Linked DNA regions of Homo sapiens: region 1 is linked to region 2. A link is a contact called in ENCODE Hi-C or POLR2A ChIA-PET data. All regions are on one chromosome and are shown on one strand. The core of a region is the stretch at or near the end of the contact, and the rest is flanking DNA. Distances in the headings are between cores, read along the strand shown. Region 1 overlaps PKNOX2 (PBX/knotted 1 homeobox 2). Region 2 overlaps PKNOX2 (PBX/knotted 1 homeobox 2).

Region 1 (3,559 bases), core at 526-3,025, 89 kb after region 2:
AGCGTTTGGGGGGCACTCACTGTATGTTCTGTGCTAGGTCCTGTGAGAACAGACACAAGCCATTGTCCAAGAGGAGCTCCCAGTCTCAGGGAGAGAGAGCCATGAGTCACAATGAGGATCTAGATAAATCATGTCAGCCGTGAAATGCTCAGGGTCAAGAGTACAGAGGAAAGGAGCAGCCAAAGAGATGGGGAGAGGAGCTGCAGGCAGGGATTCTGGATTGGGTGATCCACATGTGTGGCTTGAGGTTGCCCCAGTCTCAACTCAGCATCCTTCATCCTTCCTCAGAGGGGGACCAAGTCCCAGACCCAGCCCTCACACCTTCATGGCCAGTTTGTTCCTGCTCCACAATAGGATAAACAAACCTCAGTACAGAGTGGAGAGGACAACAGGAGGATTTTGCCCATTGTGATTGGAGAAGTTACAGATTCATTGGCCTTGGGAGGGCTTCCTCTGGGAGGTGGCATTTCAGGCAGGCTTGGTGAGAGTTGGTAGCCTATTTGGCAACCTTTATAAAGGTGAGTGTTTCCAATGTAGCAAGAAGTCTGAAAGAAGGCGAGAAACAGAGAGAGCCAATCAGAATCCCTAGAGAGGAGATGGGGTGAAGGGGGCTCATTCATTCACGCATCCTGCATCCATTCAGGCACCTCTGGAGCCTACTGAGTTCTGGGGATATAAAAAATGGATGCGACACAGTCCCAGGTCTCCAAGTGTAATGATGGAGTACCTTGAAGCCAAATGTGTGGGAGTTCTGTTTTGGGGCTAATAGTGGTGGCCGACTGCTAAAGACTTTAAAGGTAGTGGAGAATGTAGGCAACAGGGTCAGGGCTGGAGACACGCTGGAGACAAATCAATTGAGCAGCCACATCTTGTATTGGTCCAAGAAGAGCTGGCAGAAGGAGGGGAGACGGTGAACATTTATTGAGCTCCCCTCTGTCTCAAACATGGTGTGTACTAGGTGCTTTCCACAGATTATCTAATTTACTCTTCATGACAGGCTGCAAGGTACACATGATTTTCTCCATTTTACATCCAAGAAAAGAGAAGCTGAGAGAAGTGAAGACCCTGGCTCAAAGTCACACACCTAGCAAGTGCTGGAGTCCGGGATGGGCTACTCCAGAGCCCATGTTCTTCTTGCTACATGGGGATATGTTTTTGTGACACATGGGGAGAAGAATCAGGGGTCCTGGGACCTGGGTGGAGAGTGATGACCCTACCTAGCTATTGGTCAGTGGGGTAGGGACTACAGAGGAAGAAGCCAATTGCTACGAAGCAAGAATTTGGATTTGCTAGTAGACTGGAAGTAGGGAAATGAGAGGTACAAAGTTGAGGACATTCTGAGATGCTAGGCCCAGCTGCCAGATGCGACTCTGCAGCTCTGCGCCTCCCCAGCAGAATAGGAAGGGGGCTAATCAATGCATCCCCACCTGAGAAGGGTGGCACTTGCCTATTGACCTCTAAGGAATTTTGGATTTTCCAGATTGGCAGGGGGCGGAAGGGGTAGGGGGCCATCACCTCAGCCAGGACCCTAGAGGTTCTGCCCAGTGGCTAAGCATCCTGAGGACAGGACCAGGGAGAAGACTGGATGGGGCTGGGGTAGGGGGCAATCTACCCTGGAAAGATCACTACTTAGATGGACAGGGGGCATCCCTAGACTGAAGTGGAATAAAATGAGCCACACTGCCTGTCACAGGCATTAAAGCTGTCTCTTCTGCCGGTTCCTCACCCCCAGCCCTGCAGCCGTGGAGCCCAGAGACCAGAGGGTGGCCTTTGCCGCCAGGCTAGTGAAACCTGAGCGCTTCTCCCGCCTGAGAAGGAATGTTCCTTAAGAGCAGCAGCTGCTGCTTGTCCCCACAGGCCAGAACTGCCTTTCCCTTGAGACCAAGGCCCCCAACAGGAGTGGAACAAGAACAGGATTAGGTGGCTTGTTTACATGTGCTTGGCTTTCCCGAGTTTGGGAATCTGGCTTTTCTTGGTCTAAGACAGGGCCCTGGCTCTGCCAGAACGGAGGGATGCTGCCGGGAAGGGGTGTCTGGGGACAGGGACAACCTCTCCACCCTCCTAAGGCACATTTGCGCGGGCACACACACAAACACACACATCACACACACACAAACACACACACACCACCACACACAGGAATACACCCACAGCCTTAGGCCAAAGTCAGACCACACATGTATCTCGCATGTACCATGCACTTAACATTGCGCTAAGCAGTTTCGGGGAATTCAGAGAAAGACCCCTCTTTCCCTCAAAAAGCCTGCCACCAAGCTAGGGAAAGACGACGCCTGCATTAGAGAGAACCATTCTGTTGTGTCCAGTATGTAAGGCAGATGGGAGGCTTTGAAGAGTCCAGAGGACGGGCCGCGGCTGTGCCCTGGAGAGGTCAGGACAAGCTTTCCAGCAGAAAGGAGACATTCAGAACCGACCCCCACCCGCCCCGAGCCCAGGCAGGGGAGCCGCCAGCACGCGCCTTCTGGGAGGCTTTGGTGAGTGTGGTCTGAGCCGGTGGATCAGCAGAGACCTCTAGTGGCCGGGGGGAGGATGGCAGGTGGCTGGGGCTGGCTCCGCACTGCACCCCACTCCGGCCACCGACTCACCGTCACCCACCCTCCCACACAATCCTTAGGAAATGGCATGGGCTCTTTTACAGTCCTCAGCTGGAAGGATCTTTGCCAGGCCATCCCGTTCATTCCCCTGTTTCACAGGCATCCAAGTAAGATAAAAATTCCACCTATTTCAAAACAGCTTAAACAGAAACTTTTCTGTCATTTATCTCCTTCACTCCTTCATGTCTTTGTCCCATTCTGGTTTCTTCCAGGAATTCCTTCCTTGAGTGGAAATGAAGTCTTCCTTGAGTTTCCCAGGGCAGTTCAAGCCCTTTCCCTATTAAAAATGAAGCACGGTGGCTCACAGGGACAGACAGCTCTTCCTGGGCTGACGTGAGACCGCTGTGCATTCATGTGGGCCCCTGCACCCCCCACTTCCAAAAGTCATTCCACAGCTTCTCATCGTTTCTTAGTAAGGCCTTCCTTTGGAACAAGTCATCTTTCTGCTGTTCCAAATGCAATTTGGAGTAAAACTCCCCTGGGGACCACTGAGGTCTGTGAAGAATGAGTGGCAGTCGCAGTTCCAGGGTGTTGCAGCTGGCCCAGAGGATGGTGCTCGGGAGGCACCAGTTCTCTGCCATTCCAAACCCAAAGCCCTGCCTTGCTCTGCCCCTCCTGAGAGGCTCCTGCTTCTGAGTCTCAATCAACAGCACACAAGGAACAGGAGTGGGGCCGCTTCCAGGGGTGCCCATGGAGCCCGGCGTGTTGGTTTTCATCTGATTCCCAGGCCTCAGGCAGTTTCCAGAGGCTTGGGGACACCACGGCTGTCTTCCTAGTGGAACAAAACGAACAGAATTCTTGGGCTGGATAACCAGCTGTCATCCCCAGGTTCCTGGATAATTCCAGCAGGGATGTGAGGCTCTGGGTGCTGAAAAAAGTAACTAGAACCGTACCAAACACTCTTCTCACTTCCATCTGGGTGCTAAGGAGCCTAGAGGGGAGCAACT
Region 2 (3,364 bases), core at 134-2,633:
ACCAGCCCTGACTCTGGGGACAGTTGATGAAGGGGCTTCACCTTCCAGTTGGAGAATTTGGGGTTGGTGTCATGGTCAGCTCGTCGTGAATCACCAAAGAGAGGCACCTGGGGGATTTCAGTGATCTCAGAGCACCTGCAGTGCGGTGCCCTCACTGCGACATCACTTGCTCGCAACGTCACCATGGCCAGTTTGGATCTGCTCTGGGTCCTGGGCGGCAGCAGATGGGTTGGGAGCCAGGGTGGGTCAGGGAGGGGAGACCTTGCTCAGAAGTCCATCTGCATCTTAATGGTGGGGAAGACTCAGAGCTCGCGTCCAGATGGCCCGGCAGTTTCTCCTCCTGGGAGCATGCTGCTTCCCCGCATGCTTTTGCTCCTCTGGTGTGCTCTGCATGTCAGGGGCCAAATGGGCAGGATCCATCACTGACCTGCAGTCAGTGGGGAGGGGACAAGGCTTCGTACTTCAGCTCCCCGAGAGCCGGGCTAGATGCCCACAGCTGGGAGCAGAGGAGGCAGTGCAGCCCCCAGCTCTGGCTGTGCTGCAGAGAGTAGGGGCCATCCCAGAAACTCTCACCTTGCCTACTGCTTCCCCAGCCCTGCCCTGCCCTGCCCTGCCCCCGAGAGGACAAAAAACCTGGCAGAGATGTTCCGATGAGGATGCTCCTTGGACCCAGCCCCGGGGCAGCCCTGGCTGGACACTGGATTACCCCTGAGCAGCAGCCTCCTTAAGGGAAAAGGAGACTATTCCTTTCCTGACTTTGGGTCAGGAAAGAGAGTTGGGGAAAGGAATTTCCATGCAGCAGAAGCCCCAGGCAGGCTGGGTTCTGGCCAGAGGCTCTCACTGCTCCCCTTTGTGGCCAGCAAGTCACACCCCTCTGGTCTTCCCAACCAGGAGCCGGACAGAGTCCTCTCTAAGGCCCTCTCCGGCCCTTGGTTCTACCACAGGGTGGGCTGCAGTTACCCTCTGGCTGAAGCCTGCTCAGAGGGAGGCAGGAGGTTCACATGGGCCCACCCCTGCTCTCCACAGCATCCCCCTCTCCCCACCTCCTTCCTTTTCTCCTCCCTAGTAGGATAGATGGAGGCAGTGTGGAGAAATCCGAATAACTAATCAGAGTCCTCATTAACCCCCTGCCAGGATGCTCAAACATTCACTTTACTGTTTGTGAAGCAGGAAAAAAAAAAAAAAAAAAAAAAAAACACCTCTCTCTGCATTAAAATTGATGCGTTATTAATCCTTGTGCTCCCAAACTGGTGGGCGGCTCTGCCTCCTGCCCGAGGCCCAGCCCATGGGGTCTGCTACCTTGGACCACTTGGACTTTCTATTATTTATTGGCCCAGTGCAGAGAGGCCTTCTCACAGGGAGTGGGCTTGGTGCCAGCACAGAGGCAGCTGTTTTGTTTTCTCCCTGGCCTGGCCGGTGGGAGGCCTTTGCTCAACCCCACCCCAGGGTGCAGCTGGCAGACTGCCTTGCAGGGCTGGGAGGGCTGAGTGCATGGCAGCTAATGGTGTGTCTCTCACCAGATCTGAGGGCGTAGTGACCCGCTCCATGCTTCAGATGAGCCAGCCTGGGAGTGGGCAGCTTCTCAGTCCAGTGGTGGCTGGGCTAGAAAAGCCTTAGTGTTTGGCTCAAGTGCTGACTCTTTCTGCACACCCGAGACCACAGTGCCCCCATGGCCTCCCCAGTGCCACCCCCTACCCGAGGCTTAAAGCTGTCCTCTGGCTCTACACTACAAGCAGGTACCCTCACATTTACACCCCCTGTGTAAGAGCAGGAGTCCACAAATATTTATCTTGTGCCTGACCTTGTAGCAGGAGCTGTGAGGATTCAAGGACATGTAAGGCACAGTCTCTGTCCTCAAGGAGGCTGCGCTGGAGTGGAGGCAAAGATGTCCATACGTAAGAGGACACCATGACAACAGCAAGGGAAGGATGGAGGACGGACCCAGGGAGTGCAAAAGGCTCCTTTGCGTTCTCATGGAGCCCACGATGGTGTGCGAAGGACGCATGGAGGGAATGAGACCCACTGTGAACCCCTCATTCCCAGCCAGTTGCTACTGACTCACCCCTCTTTAGTGGTCGTCCATCCACCTGCCCCAATATGGACTTATCCGCATCTGTTGCCTGTCTTGACCTGAGAACCTCCATCCAGTGCCGGGGCCTGTGTGAACTCTCTTATGTGGCCTTCTATGCACTGGGCCCCTAAAGACAGCTTTGCATGGAGAAGAAGCTGAAAGTGCAGGATAAGAAGAAAGAGGAATTTAATCCCTAGCTTCATCTTGAATTTCACTTACTGCATCGAGAAATGATCAGAGGTAGCCTTCCCAATCTTTGACTCGGTTCCTGAGGATGATCATTCCATTACAGGCATAAACTGGGAGACATCGCAGGTTGGATTCCAGACCACCACAATAAAGACAATATGGCAATAAAGCAAGTCACATGAATCTTTTGGTTTCCCAGGGCATATAAAAGTTATGTTTACACTATACTGTAGTCTATTAAGTGTGGAATAGCATTATGCCTTAAAAAACAACATACATACCTAATTTAAAAATACTTTATTGCTTAAAAAATGCTTATGATAATCTGAGCCTTCAGCAAGTCATAATTTTTTGCTGCTGGAGGGTTTTGCCTCAGTGTTGATGGCTGCTGGCTGATTAGGAGTTTAGTTGCTGAAGGATGGGGTGGCTGTGGCAATTTCTTAAAATAAGACAACAATGAAGTTTGCTGTATTGACAGACTCACCGTCTCACAAAAGATTTCTCTGTAGCATGTGATGTTGTTTGATAGCATTTTACCCACAGTAGAACTTTTTTCAAACTTGGAGTCAATTCTCTCTAACTTTGCTGCTGCTTAATCAACCTAGTGTATGTGATATTCTAAATCCCTTGTTGTCAACAATGTGCACAGTATCTTCACCAGGAGGAGATTCCATCTCAGAAAACTGCATTCTTTGTTCATCCATAAGAAGCAATTTCTTATTCATTCAAGTTTGACCATGAGATTGCAGCAGTTCAGTCACATCTTCAGGCTCCACTTCTCATTCTAGTTCTCTTGCTATTTCCACCACACCTGCAGCTATTCCTCCCACTGAAATCTTGAACCCCTCAAAGTCATCTATGAGGCTTGAAATCAACTTCTTCTAAATCCCTGTTAATGTTGATATTTTGACCTCCTCCCATGAATCATGAATGCTCTTAATGGCACTAGAATGGTGAATCCTTTCCAGAAAGTTTTTAATTTTCTTTTCTCAGATCCACCAGAGGAATTGCTATCTATGGCAGCAAGAGCCTTAACAAAATGTACTCTTAAATAATAAGACATGAAAGTCAAAAGTATTCCTTGATCTGTGGGCTGCAGAATGG

The links. Hi-C counts contacts between places; a loop is a spot of excess contacts on that map. ChIA-PET counts read pairs that join two places held with the same protein, here RNA polymerase II (POLR2A). Pooled maps may share reads with other maps.
Region 1: a pooled map shows a loop between it and region 2 (2.1-fold over the local background). The contact joins two enhancer-like sites. A Hi-C loop is called at or near these places in 3 of 50 pooled maps. POLR2A ChIA-PET finds 5 or more read pairs at or near these places in 2 of 52 experiments (GM12878 and RWPE1).

Annotation. Positions count from the first base shown.
Region 1 is chr11:125,402,521-125,406,079 of GRCh38, forward strand. The region is part of intron 7 of PKNOX2 (PBX/knotted 1 homeobox 2); the gene reads left to right. Among named protein-coding and RNA genes, the nearest start is that of FEZ1, 92 kb to the right of the region's middle. Within about 2 kb of position 1,776, at least 5 of the 41 ENCODE cell types and tissues checked have a DNase peak (open chromatin) inside an H3K27ac peak, as active enhancers do.
Region 2 is chr11:125,314,133-125,317,496 of GRCh38, forward strand. The region is part of intron 2 of PKNOX2 (PBX/knotted 1 homeobox 2); the gene reads left to right. Among named protein-coding and RNA genes, the nearest start is that of PKNOX2-AS1, 49 kb to the left of the region's middle. Within about 2 kb of position 1,384, at least 6 of the 41 ENCODE cell types and tissues checked have a DNase peak (open chromatin) inside an H3K27ac peak, as active enhancers do.